2 separate regions of the Mus musculus genome follow, and region 2 is linked to region 1. Evidence: chromatin loops called from intact Hi-C (ENCODE). Cell type or tissue: gastrocnemius. All regions are shown on one strand. Each heading gives the region's core, and the rest is flanking DNA. Links, peaks and the distances in the headings are about the cores only. Region 1 holds the start of Vmn1r223 (vomeronasal 1 receptor 223). Region 2 has its middle 15 kb from the start of Vmn1r188.

Region 1 (8,783 bases), core at 3,566-6,065:
AAGAGCAGTCAGAAGCCTCCCTGGGATGACTGCAGTGCAGTGTCTTGAGGATGCGGGGTCTGGACACTTTCTGGATCCTCCAGATTCTTTCAAACCTGAGGCCTTGGAGTTATCAGGGCCTCCAATGTCCTGCTGCTTGCCCAGGCTGTGCCAACTGGGGTCTACTAAGTGATCCCCTCAAGGCCCTCAGCACTGCAGTCCCCTTGTCTGCAGCTCAACAGGCTGCACCAGGGTGGCCTTAGGGATGATAGGATTCCAGGGAGGAGAGGAGGGGAGATCTCAAGAACACTGGGATGTTCAGAACAGGTCATAGTAAGTGACTGGAAGATCGGTGGGAGCTCCAGTGTAAATAGTCTGTCAGTGAGTTATTTACTCATCTGTGTGCTAGTGAGGCTTTGTCTCCAGACATATGATGGCGTCATTTGAGAGCCCGTTTGCTAGAGATTCTTGTGGTGGTACTTTAAGGTCTAACTGTGTTATAATTTCCCCACAGCATCCACACCAGTTTTCTTTGATTTTGAAACTTAGCAACACCAAACAATTATTGATCAAATTTGCTTGGTTGTGGTGACTTTGTTAGTCTCACTGTTGTCTTCACTTGGCCCTGCAAGCTCACCTCAGATAAGGGCCATCTTCCCACCTCTACCTACCTTATCTTGCTTTCCAATATGGCTCTGGAGAAAAATGAAATACTAATTTCTGATAGAGGCCTTACCTCCAGTATTTTACCCAGTTCTAACCATAAGCTAAAAGCCACATGACAGGGATTTTGGAATGGGAAGGTAGTAAGAATCCACTTTCCACCTGCCTAGAAATCTTGAACAAATCCTAAGATTACATAGTGCCAGACTTCTTAAGAAAAGGAAATCTAGTTTTATAATATATAATTCAATGTTGCAATGCATTGTAATACCAAGGCAAATGGCAATTTGATGGGGGAGGCTTGTTATTCCAGTATTTGGGGTGCTGATGCAACTCAAGATCAACTTGTGCAACTTCCAGGTCAGCCTATGCTACAAAGCAAACATTGTGTTTCCCACCTCTAATATTCATGTAAAATCTGTTTATAATGTACATGCCTTTAGCTCATTGAGAATAGCTATACAATGTAATTCCTACACTTCTCAGTGACCATGCAAGACATTAAGAACATGGACATCTCTGCTGATCAGAACATAGGGGCTGAAACTGCTGTCCTTATGTCCACAGCTGAACCCCAGGAGCCTGAGCAGCTATCAGGAGGTTGGATATCTAAATTCTGAGTATGTGGCTGGCATGCAAGGGGCAAGGTGAGCTAGAAAATGCCCCATTGTCTGTGTAAGCCCTAATGATTGAGAACCAGTAGCTGGGGCACAATGCTCCTGAGGTGTTTTTATACATCATTGTGTACTGGAGTGAAGGTCTTAAGTAGAGCTTGTATTCCAAACTGCGATGGCATTGTCTAAAAGATGATATTTCTCCATGCTTCCCTATATATTTCACGACCACATATCAATGTTTTGATGTGTTTGGAATTGACTTACAATGTTTGTTCTTACCAGTTCTTTAGTGCTTGGTACAGCAATGCCAAGCACTTAGTAGCTGCAATTAATTAGCTTCTCTCCCTGGTCATCTCCACTTTATAAGAGACCTTCAGATAAAGGATGCTTCCTGGCATTCCTCTTCTTCACTTGCTCTCCTGCTCATTAGAACAGCCTCTGCTACATAGCAAGTGCTTTGTAAATAGAGGAGTTGGTGATCAAGGAAGTACATTAGATGGAACAAGAAGACAGAATAAACCTGTGGGTAAGAAACCTGTAGAAAAATAAAATTCTAATTCCAGTTGACTGCATGCTCTCCTGTATTTCCTGATGAATGATGCAGCAAGCTAAACTGCATGATAGGAATGGTGGGATGGTAGGAGTGTGAGCATCCCTGCCCACTTCCTAGAGCCTGAACCAGTCTTCAATTTTCTAAGACAAAGCTCTCTATTAAAAAAAAATATATACAATCTCAAATTTATTGGTGTGATACATTAGAATAAAAAGGCAAAGCCATCCAAGTGTATATAGCTTTACTTTATAAAGAACTAGGTATGAAAGGAATTTCTTATTTCTCAGGGGACACAGCAGGGCTTAGCATCATGGACATTCCCAGTGATCAGGACAAAGGGGCTGAGACCAGCATAATTAAGTACTAAAAATGCTTTAATATTTAGTATTGTGGAATCATGTGTCACTGTGGAACCTGTGTATAAGGAGAAAATAAAATCTGCCAAATAAAAGAAAAGGAAACAGGTCATGAGAGTGAGAACCCTCTGGGTAGCTCTGATTTCTGGCCTAGAATTGTTTGCAGACCTGGAGCTGTAAAGATAGAGGACACGCTTGTGATGCTTATACAGATGGAGAGCCATGGACCCACTGCTCCAGCCCATGAGACCCTGGAAAATGACATCACGGAGAGTCATGAGAGAGAGGAACAGCCACTTAACTGTGTGCCTGGATGGTAGCATATAACAATATCCAGTAAACATTCCAACTTCAGAACTGTTCATGCTACTGCCTACTGTGATATAGTGCAGCAAATTGGAGCTTATGAGGGAATTAAAGATCCAAAAGAGGAGGAGAAAGGCAATAACATGCCATGCTGTCTGTGGTTTGAGCTTTCTCCACAGTGTGGTCCTGGGACTGATGGTGACAGCCTGAACCATGCTGAGGAGACAGGTGGTGCAGATGGAGAGGCCACGGGCAACCCTTTCTAGATAAATTATAGTTTTACAACCAACATCACCTAGGAAGTTTCTGATGTAAAAAATTGTGGCTATGTCTCTGACCCCTATGCAATAAATAATGATTGTGTTTACAAAAGCCAAGTGGATGAGAATAACATCTATATTTTTGTTCTCAGGACCCATGATGAAAGTATATAAATGTCTCACAAATAAGATGATGTTTCCTAAAACTCCAAGTCCAATAAGTGAAATGAAAATTATTTTCTGGATGAGGTCACTCCAAATTATCTTCATGGCTAAAGCTAGGAAAAACCTGAGAAACACAAGGAAGTAAGCATGATCTAGTTCATGTCTGTGGGTTTTCTGTTTTCTTCCGTGGAATGAACAGTGTATTATGTAAATGCACAGATTTTTTTGCTTACAGATACCTGCTTTTATTCTTGGACCTTCTGTTCTTTGTTCCATTGACATGGAGATGATGATGACAATTGGATGTGAGCACCGTGCTGATGCCTTCTCAACCTTCACAGGAGTTCTTTACATCCTCCATCTCTAAACCTTTCCCATGAGAAATCCAGACAAAGGATAGCATCACCAAGCTTCTAAGCAACGGCGTTGAGCATCAACTTAGAGTCTTCCCTTCTTAGATCCCTTTTGCCATCCCGTATACACTCATCCTTCAAGAAAAGATTGAGCTAATAACAAATTGCAGCTCTTCTAAAGTCTAATCCTTGCCACAATGGGTTGCTTCCCAGGGAAAGTCATGTGGCTTTTCTTTGTCTCCAACTCTGAATTGACCTTGGCAATAAATAACACAGATTAATTAGATAGGGCAGTAGTTAGTCCATATCCTCTTCTTGAGTGGGATGGTTTAATTAATTTTTATTTACTATCATCTTATGGATGAGAGCATATTAAAGGTACCACACCCCCACTACTTATAGGCTTTTCGTGACTATTTCCTAAGAACCTTCTTCCAAGGAAACATCAAATCCCAGCTCTCAGCTTAGGCATTGTTCCTCTGGACTCCAAACTGAGGCACTTCCTATCACTTTGATTTCTAAGGTTCATGAAATCGGTGATTTTGTCAGTCAGTGATGTGATACCCTATAAGTGACAAACAACTTAATACCTCATATTGATTTGGGTAATTTTACACATGGCATCTGTTTCTCATTCTGTTTAAAGTTAGAGATAAGGATTAAAGCTTAAATGTATTCATTTTGGCTCCATTTTCATAAATCATAGTTTTACGTGGGGACCTTAAGTGTATTTGTCTGCTACTTTTTAGCATTCCCTGCTGCTCACCAAATTTATCTGTGAATCACTTTCATCTACTCCTGAGCAATGTAACACTGGCAGTAATAGGTATTGAAATAAGGAAGATGTCTTTGATTCCTGAATAGTGCCATTTCTGGACTAGGAAAATTATTCATTTACTTCAATTCAAGGAAATGTCAGAGAAACAATTATTTTATATTTTGTTTATGTTAAATTTAGTCATTGTTGTGTGTATGGACATCTTATGTGCACGTATTTCTAATGACCACTGTGTACCTGGTGCTTGCAGAGGCCAGAATACAGCCTTGGCTCCCTGAACCAGGAGTTGCACATGGTTGATAGCTCCTGTCTGAGCTGATAATTTACTCAAGGGACTCTGCAAGACCAGTGCGAGCTCTTACCACAGAGCCTGCTCTTCAGTCCACATGTGTACATTTTTAATTGGCTTCCACAAACTTCTTACTTTTACCATGTTAGAGTCAATCAGTTCAACCAGTTAAATGAGGGATTCAAATGATGTGTGGATGCTATACATAGTCCAGAATGTTGATGGATACCAAAGTTTTAGAAATAGAAAGCTCAGTATTCACAAGAACATCCTTTGTGACCACCCAATGCAGACTTAAATTCTGGCTTTCCAATTCATATGTTCATCACCTTGAGCATACTTATTTGGCTTCTTTAAAAAGTACTTTTCATATGTAAAGTATGCTTTTATGTAATACAGGTATCATTTAGGGAGTCAATGAACTGATAGCAATAGTACCTTGTGAGGTTCCCACTATGCACTAAAAATGCATTTTCTAAAATCAGATGTTACTACCAGTATTTAGCCTCATGACTGTTTTATCCGCAATTCTCATACTCGATGGTTTACATTTGATCTAGAAAAGGAGAAATTACAATAAATGAAATCACCATAAAGAAAGAAAGAATGTTCCATGCACAGAAGACTGAAGTCACCAGAAGTTACACAGCTAAGAGAAGCTGAAGCAAGAGCTTCCTACTCCAAGCTGCACTGCAGGTGCCTCTGTCTCCTACCCCTGCCTGTCCTGTGTAAGGAGCTGGGACTGTCCTTGTGGACACTGAGACAATTCTGGATCGCACTTAGGAAATGATAGACCATCTTCTCCCTGAATCCTGCCACTGTCCCCTCTCAGAGTGACAAGGAGCCCACATCCTTCTCTCCCACACATCAGCCCTCCACAGATTTCTATCAAGGTCAAATGCAGCCCCATCTCCCATGACATGGCAGCACTCACCTGTGAAGTCTGTGCAGGGCTCAGGATCGGTGTCCTCACAGCACAGCCAGGCCTTGTTTATCAACCTCAAGTCCTTGTGCTCAAGCAAGGTGACAGGATGTCACCACCAGGAGTTTGGCCTTGTCAGGGGAATAGACTCTTCTGTCTCCACCCCTGAGGCCATCTCTGCCTTCTCCCTGGTGCTCTGTCATTTGCTGAACCCAGAAACTTTATGATTCCAATTACAGTGTCTGTGAGTAAGGAGAAGGGTGATGATCAGGGCCTGAGGGGTTCTGGGCCTTTGGACTTAACTACAGTCTTGCCTCTTTCCCTCCATGTACCCAGTAAACCAAGAACTGCTTTGAAAGAAATTTCTGACAATCCAAAGTGATCACTTTCTGAATAATTTTTAAGCATTTATTTAGTAATAATAATAGATTATCGCGTATACAGCCAGGGGCTGTCTGCAGTGTCATGTTTAGGACAAAGAGATGAGGAGACTCTGGTAGCTTCTGTGCTCTTAGCACTGCTTAGAATACCTTTACAGATAACTTAAGTGGTTTAAGTTTGTCTGATGTTATTTTCTTTTTCTTACTTCAGTTTTTTTCCATACAATAGATTTTGATAATGTCATTTCCTTCCCCCAACACATCCCACATTCTCCACATCCCTCTACCCACCCAACTTTAAGTTTGCCATCTTATGCTCTCTGCCCCACAAAATAAAACAAAAGATCTGAAAAAGAAAGTCTAAACAACAACAACAACAACAACAACAGAAACAGGAACAAAAACCTGGAGTTTCCCTGGAGCATGGCTGAGGTCACCCAGTGACAATTGTTGTAGAAAACTGATTGTCCCATTTATAACAGATATTAATTGAAAATAGTTTCTTGATTACTGTTACAACCTCTACTTCTCTCTCTCAGTACTGGTACTCTATCTATCTTAAACTCGTGCAGGTCTTGTGTGTGCTTCCATGGTGTCTATGAGTTCTTTTGTGCATCAATCCATGTTACTATCCTCACCCCCTCTTCCAACTACTTCCCTTCCTCTGATGACTATTTTATTTCCTTTCTAAGTGAGATTCAAGCATTTTCCTTTAGGTCGTCCTTATTACTTAGCTGCTTTTGTCTAAGAATTGTACCAGAGTTATCCTGTACTTTATGGCTAATATCCACTTACAAGTGAGAACATAGCATGGGTCTGGGTTACCTCACTCGATATGCCCAGTTTGTGAGAACCCCAGGAGACTCTCAGGGACCACTGGTGCAAGCACATAGATGCAACTCTCCCTGCTCAGCAGGTTAGAAATGTGACCCCCGGGCTTGGTGATTATATAGGGAAAATGCACAAGCTGGGGCTTTTGAACCTTGGCATTACATGGTTAGGTAAGGGGTAAAGAAATGCTATCCTTCAAATTGATAACTTTTGTTCAGACAGCAAGGATGGACCATACATCTGGAAAGGGTCCTTTTTGACCTGGGAAGGAGTAACTCATTCTGATACCAGTGACTAGTGCATTCTTACAAGCTGGTCACAGCTGTCTGGGAACACTGGTTGTCTCTTTTTCATAGCTTAAGAGTGGGGGCCTTATCACTTTAAGGACATTGAATTTTCTGCCTCCTTCAAAGACAGGAGACAGCTGCACCAGGGGGGAGTGCTAGCAATTTAACTTGGGGTGTGTGTGTGTGTGTGTGTGTGTGTGTGTGTGCGTGCGCGCGCGTGCGCGTGCGGCGGGGAGTGCTAAACTCAGCGCCAGGGCTAACACAGAGGCAAGTGCTGGCTGCTTTTTGTTTCTTCAAACTCAGGATGATATTTTATAGTCCCATCAACTTGTCTGCCAAATTCATGGTGTTGTCGTTTTTAGTAGCTAAGAGTATTCCATGTATTAATGAACCGCATTATTTTTTATCTACTCTTTAGTTGATCGACATCTAGGTTGTTTCCAGTTTCTGTCTATTATGAATACAGTTGCTATAAACATAGTTGAGCACGTGTCCTTGTGGTATCATGGAGGATCTTTTGGGTATATGCCCAGGAGTGGTATAGCTGGGTCTTGAGGAGGATCTATTCCCAAAATTCTGAGAAACTTCCTAATTTATTTTCACAGTTTTATACAAATTTATACTCCTACAGCAATGGAGGAGTGTTCCCCTTGCTCGTTATCCTTGCCAGCATGTGCTGTCACTTGAAGGTTTTTTATTTTTTATTTTTTATCTTAGCCTTTCTGATGTGTATAAGATGGAGTCTCAGAGTCATTTTGATTTGCATTTTCCTGATGGCTAAGAATGTTGAACTTTATTTGAACTTTATTTTTGTTTGTAGAACAGGATTTTAATATTTTAACTGTTAATATTCAACAAACAGAATAATTATTTTAAGATATATTTTGTTGTTATGTCTCCCTTTCTATTTCTGATTTTATTAATTTGGATATGGTCTCTGTACCCTCTGGTTAGTCTGGCTAAGGGTTTATCTAGCTTGTTGATTTTTCTCAAAGGACTAGCTCCTGGTTTGGTTGATTCTTTGTATAGTTCTTTTTGTTTCTATTTGGCTGATTTCAGCCCTGAGTTTATTTTCTGCCCTCTACTCCTCTTGGGTGTATTTGCTTCTTTTTGTTCTAGAGCTTTCAGGTGTGCTGTCAAGCTGCTAGTGTAAGCTCTCTTCAGTTACTTTTTGGAGGCACTTAGAGCTATGAATTTTCCTCTTATCCCTACTTTCATTGTGTCGCATAAGTTTTGGTATTGTATGTGTTTATTTCCATTAAATTCTAAAAAGCCTTTAATTTTTTCTTTATTTCTTCCTTGACCATGTTATCATTGAGTAGAGTGTTGTTCAGCTTCCACATGTATGTGTGCTTTCCATTGTTTTTGTTGGTATTTAAGACCAGCCTTAGTCCATGGTGGTATGATAGGGTGTATGGAATTATTTTAATCTTCTTGTATCTCTTGAGACCTGTTTTGTGACTGATTATATGGTCAGTTTTGGAGAAGGTACCATGAGGTGCTGAGAAGAAGGTGTATTCTTTTGTTTTAGGATGAAATGTTCTATAAATATCTGATAGATCCAGTTGGTTCATAATTTCGGTTAGTTTCACTGTTTGTTTAGTTTCTGTTTCCATGATCTGTCCATTGCTGAGAGTGGGGTGTTCAAGTCTTCCACTATTATTGTATGGGGTGCAATGTGTGCTTTGAGCTTTAGTAGTTTCTTTTATGAATGTGGGTACCTTTGCATTTGGAGTATAGATGTTTAGAATTGAGAGTTCATCTTGGTAGTTTTTTCTCTTTGACCAGTATAAAGTGTCTTCCTTATCCTTTTTGACAAGTTTTGGTTAAAAGTTGATTTTATTCGATATTGGAATGGCTACTCATCCTGATAAGCCCCTACAAACAGTGATCACGGGACTTTGTTTATTGCCTTGCTTGTTCCTTGACTATTTGTGTTTCTTGCCTTGTTTGTTCCTAAACCTAGAACTGATCTTAATATTTGCATGTAATTAAGATGGCATAAAATCAGACTGGGAAAAAACAAACCTGCTTCAGCCTCAGA
Region 2 (8,783 bases), core at 4,057-6,556, 1.2 Mb after region 1:
CTCTTCTTGAGTGGAATGGTTTAATTAATTTTTATTTACTGTTATCTTATGTATGAGATCATATTAAAGGCACCACACCCTCACTACTTATAGGCTCTTCCTGACCATCTCCTAAGAACCTTCTTCCAAGGAAACATCAAATCCCAGCTCTCAGCTTAGGCATTGTTCCTCTGGACTCCAAATTGGGACACTTCCTATCACTTTGATTTCTAAGGTTCATGAAATCGGTGATTTTGTCAGTCAGTGATGCTATACCCTATAAATGACAAACAACTTAGTACTTCATACTGATTTGGGTAATTTTACATGTGACTTCTGTTTTCTGTTTTCTCACCCTTTTTAAAGTTAAAATAAGGATTAAAGCTTAAATGTATTCACTTTGACTCTATTTTCATAAATCACAAATAGTTTTATGTTGGGACCTTAAATCTATTTGTCTGCTACATTTTATCTTTCCCTGTTGCTCACCAAATTTATCTGTAAATCACTTTCATATTCTCCTGAGCAGTGTAACACTGGCACTTGCTGTGTGACAAGGGTACCTGTGATGTTCTCTTCCTGATCTGATTCCAACCATGATCCTACATAGCTCAGTGCTGCCCTAGGTCACACATGTGTCTCCTACAATTTTCCCAAACCCTCAGGAATGTGCTATCTGTTAGTCTGCTTATATCAGTCCCTTGGTGCTGAGGAGAGCTGAGGGATGCTTTAGTGTGTCTGTTACTTTGAATACATCCTGTTATGGGATGCTTTAAAAACAGGTTATGCATAACTCACTAACTGAGTGTTATGGTTGTACTATTCTATAGAAATCACAGAGATGAACTGAAATGTTATTCAGGAAAGATGCCCTGGTTGTTCTCTTTCTTTAAAGTTCTGGAAGGTCTATTCAATTTGGAATACTCACTCAGTTATGTCTTCAGGGGAGGTACATTTGCAAGCACCCAGAGATCCAATGATTATCATTGAGTATCTTTTAAAACATTTATCATTGTGGATAATTTTCAGTTGCCTTATGTCTGTAATGATCGTTTATGATAGTGTATTTATAAAGATGTACCTCTTGGTTCCTTGAGATACCAATAATAGGTATTGAAATAAGGAAGCTGTCTTTGTTTCCTGAATAGTGCCATTTCTGGACTAGGAAAGTTATTCATTTACTTCAATTCAAGGAAATGTCAGAGAGATATTTATGTTATATTTTGTTTATGTTAAATTTAGTCATTGTTGTGTGTATGGGCATCTTATGTGCATGTATTTCTAATGACCACTGTGTACCTGGTGCTTGCAGAGGCCAGAATACAGCCTTGGCTCCCTGAACCAGGAGTTGCACATGGTTGATAGCTCCTGTCTGAGCTGATAATTTACTCAAGGGACTCTGCAAGACCAGTGAGAGCTCTTACCACAGAGCCTGCTCTTCAGTCCACATGTGTACATTTTTAATTGGCTTCCACAGACTTCTTACTTTTACCATGTTAAACTCAATCAGTTTAATCTGTTCAACCAGTTAAATGAGGGATTCAAATGACGTGTGGATGCCAAAGTTTTAGAAATAGAAAGCTCAGTATTCACAAGAACATCCTTTGTGACCACCCAATGTAGACTTAAATTCTGGCTTTCCAATTCATATGTTCATCACCTTGAGCATACTTATTTGGCTTCTTTAAAAAGTACTTTTCACATGTAAAGTATGCTTTTATGTAATACAGGTATAATTTAGGGAGTCAATGAACTGACAGGAATAGTAGTACCTTGTGAAGTTCCTACTTCGCACTAAAAATCCATTTTCTAAAATCAGATGTTACTATCAGTATTTAGCCTCATGTCTGTTTTATCTGCAATTCTCATATTCCATGGTTTACATTTGATCTAGAAAAGGAGAAATTACAATAAATGAAATCACCATAAAGAAAGAAAGAGTGCTCCATGCACAGAAGACTGAAGTCGCCAGAAGTTATACAGCTAAGAGAAGCAGTCGGAGCAAGAGCTTCCTACTCCAGGCTGCACGGCAGGTGCCTCTGTCTCCTACCCCTGCTTGTCCTGTGTAAGGAGCAGATCACGCACAGTGACCACACACACTGTCCTTGTGGACACTGAGACAATTCTGGATTGCACTTAGGAAATGATAGACCATCTTCTCCCTGAATCCTGCCACTGTCCCTGCTCAGAGTGACAGGAGCCCACATCCTTCTCTCCCACAAGTCAGCCCTCTACAGATTTCTTTCAAGGTCAAATGCAGGGAGACTCCCAGCCTGGGCCAGGGTAGTGGTGGAGTGACAGAGTAGGACTCTAGTGATGGCTTTAAAGTCTGAGGGTCTTGGAGCTTCCTAGCTCTCTAATTATACTGAAATGTTGATGATAACTTCTAAAAGGTCCTAAAAACTTTTTTGTTCTTTCTGAGAGTAAAAGACTGCTGGTTTAGGCGATTAACATCTGCAGCCTAACAGGGGAGGATTAAGCAATGCAGCCTTTGTTCTATCTCAGCAGGAACTACTGGGCTCTATCTTTCAGCATGCGAGTTGGAAGTCTCAGGAAGAGAAGACACTTAGAGAAGTGATTATAGAGTTTATTACCAAATTGTAAAAAGTTTCCTTTGAAAGCTATCTAAGGGGGAAAGTGGAAAGATCCTAAGTGGGTAAAGGGAGGAATTCTCTAAGTGGGGAAAGGGAAAAGATTCTAGTCTAAGTCGGGAAAGGCAAAAAAGTCTCCTCTATTGATCTTAGCTCGCCGTGATCTCTTTGTCCTCAGTACTTATACATCTTTCAGAATACATGATCATATGTTACAAAGTTCATCACAAGTTCACACAAAAAATCAAATCATAAATTGAAATAGAAGTTTACAACAGTGAATGTTTACATGCATATCCACTAGGAGTAATTATCTGGCTAAACATCCATCACCTGTCTCAGCTCCACAGGTTCACTGAAGGGTTAAAACCATAACTAAGTTATTAGTGAAGTTTGTATAGATAAACTCAGTCAATATTTTATCTTCTGTCCTAACACCTATAGAAAATCGTTAGTCCCCTTTTAATGACCTTTGGTTAGTTGTTTTACAACCTCCTGGAATGTGCTCTGCGTAGGAAAATGTCTGGTTACCATCTAAGAGCAATTAACTGGTGACACATAGAAAGACCCACAACGTGAGGACTCCCCCACGTTCTGACTCAAGAGAGGCGACACCCCAAAATCACCCACAAGAAACGGGTCTTGCTGCAAACTGCAAGAGGATTTTTATTTAAGAGCGCTCTCGGGCCCACGGTCATACACCACGCAGGGGTAGAGGACCTTGACGCCCCGAGTAGCTGAGTAAGGGGGTATTTAAAGGAAGAAACCACAACTCAAGGAGGTGGGAAGGGCGTTGTTGGAAAATACCAAAAATACCAGTTAAGAGTCACAAGGAAGTACAAAGTTACAAGAGACACGAGGAATACCTGGTAATTGTGAGGGTTATTTCTCAAAACAGTTTCTAAGAGCTCCTAAAAAAAGCACATTTGCACAGCGGGTTCCAGCAATGGTCAGGGTGACTTTCTTTGAATGAGCACTCTTTGAACCCAGGAAGCAGGTGGGTAGAGGAATGTTGCTATGTTTTATGATTAGCATACCTTTACAAAGGCCACATTCCCAAGCCTGGGCCTAAAGGCCTAGAATTCTGTTTTTACTTTGTTATACTTTCAACATGAGAAACTGGCAGAGTTCTCATTGCAGCTTTGACTATCAGAAAAGTACCTAATAGCAGTCCCATTATAAAAGAGTTTAATAATCATAGATATAATTTTAGGAATTCTTATAGGATCATCATTAAGACTTAAGTCATCTATTTGTTTATATAGCATCACTGTAGCATAGTATATCTTTGTGGATGTGCAGAGATCTTCTCCAGAGGGTTGTGCTCCTACTTAGTGAATGTCATATATGTTTAATAATAGCAGGAAAAGCATATTGATAGCAGGAATCTTTTCTAAAATTAGTCCCTCACAGCCTTGCTTAATGAGGGCTCACCTGTTGCAGATTATATAACAATCCGAGGCAGGCCACTTCAGGATGATCACCTGTTAGTTATTAGCTTGTCCCATTATGGCTCTTGACAACCAAATGCAGCCCCATCTCCCATGACATGGCAGCACTTACCTGTGCAGTCTGTGTAGGGCTCAGTGTGGGTGTCCTCACAGCACAGCCAGGCCCTGTTTATCAACCTCAAGTCCTTGTGTTCAAGCAAGGTGTCAGGATGTCACCACCAGGAGTTTGGCTTCATCAAGGGAAAAGACTCTTCTGTCTCCACCCCTGAGGCCATCTCTGCCTTCTCTCTGGTGCTCTGTCATTTGCTGAACCCAGAAACTTTATGATTCCAATTACAGTGTCTGTGAGTAAGAAGGGTGATGATCAGGGCCTGAAGGGTTCTGGGCCTTTGGGCTTAACTACAGTGTTGCCTCTTTCTCTCCATGTACCCAGTAAACCAAGAACTACTTTGAAAGAAATTTCTGACAATCCAAAGTGATCACTCTCTGAATAATTTTTAAGCATATTATTTAGTAATAATAATAGATTATCGAGTACTATAGCCAGGGGCTGTCTGCACTGTCATGTTTAGGACAAAGAGATGAGAAGATATCTGGTAGATTCTTCTGTGCTCTTAGCACTGCTTAGAATGCCTTTACAGATAACTTAAGTGATTTAAGTTTGTCTGATGTTATTTTCTTTTTCTTACTTCAGTTTTTTCCATACAATACATTTTGATAATACAATACATTTCCTTCCCCCAACACTTTCCACATTCTCCACATCCCTCTACCCACCCAACTTTAAGTTTGCTGTCTTATGCTCTCTGCCCCACAAAATAAAACAAAAGATCTGAAAAAAGAAAGTCTAAACAACAACAACCATGGAGTTTCCCTGGAGCATGGCTGAGGTCACCCAGTGACAATTGTTATAGAAAACTGATTGCCCCATTTACAGCAGATATTAAATGAAAATAGTTTCTTGGTTACTGCTACAACCTCTACTTCTCTCAGTACTGATACTCTATCTAACGTAAATCCATGCAGGTCTTGTGTGTGCCTCCACGGTGTCTATGAGTTCTTTTGTGATTCAATCCATGTTACTATCCTCACCACCTCTTCCAACTACTTCCTTTCCTCTGATGACTATTTTATTTCCCCACTAAGTGAGACTCAAGCATTTTCCCTTAGGCCATTCTTATTATTTAGCTTCTTTTGTCTATGGATTGTACTAGAGTTATCCTGTAGTTTATGGCTAATATCCACTTACAAGTGAGAACATACCATGGGTCTGGGTTACCTCACTTGTTATGCCCAGTTTGTGAGAACCCCAGGAGACTGCCAGGGACCACTAGTGTAAGCACACAAGAGTCTGGAACCTCCCTGCTCAGCAGGTTAGAAATGTGACCCCCGGGCTTGGTGATTATATAGGGAAAATGCACAAGCTGGGGCTTTTGAACCTTGGCATTACATGGTTAGGTAAGGGGTAAAGAAATGCTATCCTTCAAATTGATAACTTTTGTTCAGACAGCAAGGATGAACCATACATCTGGAAAGGGTCCTTTTTGACCTGGGAAGGAGTAACTCATTCTGATATCAGTGACTAGTGCATTCTTACAAGCTGGTCACAGCTGTCTGGGAACTCTGGTTGTCTCTTTCTCATAGCTTAAGAGTTGGGTCCTTATCACTTTAAGGACATTGAATTTTCTGCCTCCTTCAAAGACAGGAGACAGCTGCACCAGTGGGGAGTGCTGGCAGTTTAACTTGGTGTCCTGGGCTAATGAGGAGGGGAGTGCTAAACTCAGTGCTAGGGCTAACACGGAGGTGAGTGCTGGCTGCTTTTTGTTTCTTCAAACTCAGGATGGTATTTTATAGTTTCATCAATTTGTCTGCCAAATTTATGGTGACTTTGTTTTTAGTAGCTGAGAGTATTCCATGTATAAATGAATCACCTGATTTTTATCTATTCTTCAATTGATCGACATCTAGGTTGTTTCCAGTTTCTGTCTATTATGAATACAGTTGCTATAAAGATAGTTGAGCATGTGTCCTTGTGGTATCGTGGAGGATCTTTTGGGTATATGCCCAGGAATGGCATAGATGGGTCTTGAGGATGATCTATTCCCAAAGTTCCGAGAAACTTCCTAATTTATTTCCAAAGTTTTTATACAAATTTACACTCCTACCAGCAGTGGAGGAGTGCTCCCCTTGCTGCACATTCTTGCCAGCATGTCCTGCCACTTGAGGTTTATTTACTTATTTATTTATTTTTTCTTAGCCTTTCTGATGTGTATAAGATGGAGTCTCAGAGTCGTTTTGATCTGTATTTTTCTGATGACTAACAATATTGAACTTTTTTTTTTGGTTTGTAGAACATGATTTTAATAGTTTAACTTAATATTCAGCAAACAGAATAATTATTTTAAAATATATTTTGTTTTTATGTCTCCCTTTTCATTTCTGATTTTATTAATTTGGATACTGTCTCTGTGCCTTCTGGTTAGTCTGGCTAAGGGTTTATCTATTTTGTTGATTTTCTCAAAGAACCAGTTCCTGGTTTTGTTGATTCTTTGTATAGTTCTTTTTGTTTCTTTTTTGGTTGATTTCAGCCCTGAGTTTTATTATTTCCAGATGTCTACTGCTCTTGGGTGTATTTGCTTCTTTTTGTTCTAGAGCTTTCAGGTGTGCTGTCAAGCTGCTAGGGTAGGCTCTCTCCAGTTACTTTTTGGAGGCACTTAGAGCTATGAGTTTTTCTCTTAGCACTGCTTTCATTGTGTCCCGTAAGTTTTAGTATGATGTGTCTTCATTTTCATTAAATTCTATAAAGCCTTTAATTTTTTTCTTTATTTCTTCCAAGACCAAGTTTTCATTGAGTAGAGCATTGTGCAGCTTCTATGTGTATGTATGCTTTCCATTGTTTTTGTTGATATTTAAGACCAGCCTTAGTTTTAAGTTATGATAAGGTGCATGGAATTAGTTTAATCTTCTTGTATCTGTTGAGGCCTGTTTTGTGACTGATTATATGGTCAATTTTGAAGAAGGTACCATGAGGTGCTGAGAAGAAGGTATATTCTTTTGCTTTAGGATGAAATGTTCTATATATATCTGTTAAATCCATTTGGTTCGTAACTTCTGTTAGTATTACTGTATCTGTTTAGTTTCTGTTTTCATGATCTGTTTATTGCTGAGAGTGGGATGTTGAAGTCTCCTACTATTATTGCTTGGGGTGTGATGAGTGCTTTGAGCTTTAGTAAAGTTTCTTTTATGAATGTGGAGGTCTTTGCATTTGGAGCATAGATGTTCCAATTTGAGAGTTTATCTTGGTAGATTTCTCCTTTGACCAGTATGAAGTATCCGTCCTTATCGTTTTTGATAACTTTTAGTTGAAAGTTGATTTTATTCTATATTAGAATGGCTACACCAGCTTGTTTCTTGGGACCACTTGCTTGGAAAACATTTTTTTTCCAACCTTTTACTCTGAGATAGTGTCTGTCTTTGTCATTGAAGTGTGTTTCCTGTATGCAGTAAAATGCTACGTCCTGCTTTCGTATCCAGTCTGTTAGTCTATGTCTTTTTATTGGGGAATTGAGTCCATTGATGTTAAGAGATATTAAGGAAATGTGATTGTTACTTACTGTTATTTTTGTTGTTAGCGGTGGAATTATGTTTGTGTGGCTATCTTCTTTTTGATTTGTTGAAAGACTACTTTCTTGCTTTTTTCTAGGGTGTAGTTTCTCTCCTTGTGTTGGTGTTTTTCATTTATTATTTCTTGCAGGGCTGGATTTGTGGAAAGATATTTTGTAAATTTGGTTTTGTCATGGAATATCTTGGTTTCTTTGTCTATGGTAATTGAGAGTTTTGCTGGGTATAGTAGCCTGGGCTGGCATTTGAGTTCTTGTGGGGTCTGCATGACAGCTATGGTGAGACTACCCTGACTGGTAATGTTCACAGGCTCAAAGGCCCAGTAAAGTCCTCAGTTCTCCTCTTCACTGTGATTTTACTGTGCCTAGTGTTCTAACATATCAAACCATTAAGGTAATCCAGGCTTTTGTAGTACATTTGTTTTGTTTTATATAAAATCTGAACTAGAAACTCTAAGACCTGGTTTGAGAAATCAAGAAATCTTGGCAGATTATTTTATTTTTCACATTTTTTTTACATCCATTTGCACAATGGATTTATTTTAATTTGCAAATAACTAAGTAGACATAGTAGAGGAAAGGATACCTAGTCTGTCATATTTTAAAGGAATAAGAAGTTCAGCTTTAATCTCGACGGTAAATATTTCTCAGAATATCTTTTTAAATTTGATTTAATTTTATTTTGTTTAACTTTTTTCAGACAAGACATTACTCATTGTTTTGCCTATCCTGGAACTCACTATGTAGACCAGGCTGGCCTCAAACTGACAGAGATTTCTGGAGTTAAAGACATGAACCAGTATACCCAGAATATCTCTCAGAGTATCTTAATACTTAATATTTTCAATACCATGGACCAGCACTGAAATCAACTGTACATAACTGTACATACATAACTGTAACATTAGTTAATCTGAGAATGTGATATCTATATAACTAGGAACACATACCCATACCCATAAGAATAAAATATGTACCTTTGTTTTACACACTAACTTGTCATTTATTTGGGATATATTCAAGGGTTCTTTGAGTGAAGAAATTATTGTGTATTCAGACATTTGATTTCTTTTGAAGTGGTATCTGTGGAAAAACTTCTTGCTTTATATAGCTTTATGCCTAGAGATACTATCCTGTAATGA

Evidence for each region. A loop is a pair of places that touch in the nucleus more often than their neighbours do. Peaks named below come from ENCODE experiments on the same cell type or tissue, not always from the same donor. Only the 100,000 strongest peaks of a DNase experiment are listed, where the experiment ranks them.
Region 2: it touches region 1 in a loop (12-fold over the local background); 9 of 42 quality-filtered maps call a loop at or near these places.

What each region holds. Positions count from the first base shown.
Region 1 is chr13:23,243,636-23,252,418 of GRCm38, reverse strand. Vmn1r223 (vomeronasal 1 receptor 223) reads right to left here and starts at 3,181. Exons shown (of 1, transcript NM_001083311.1): 1 at 2,096-3,181. The coding sequence starts at 3,181. The coding sequence ends at 2,096. It overlaps Gm33094 (a long non-coding RNA gene), which reads left to right. Exons shown (of 3, transcript XR_382122.2): 3 at 1,210-1,322. In gastrocnemius, for the core only: no CTCF peak of the experiment used is centred there; no DNase peak of the experiment used is centred there.
Region 2 is chr13:22,068,907-22,077,689 of GRCm38, reverse strand. No RefSeq gene overlaps it. Among named protein-coding and RNA genes, the nearest start is that of Vmn1r188, 15 kb to the left of the region's middle. In gastrocnemius, for the core only: no CTCF peak of the experiment used is centred there; no DNase peak of the experiment used is centred there.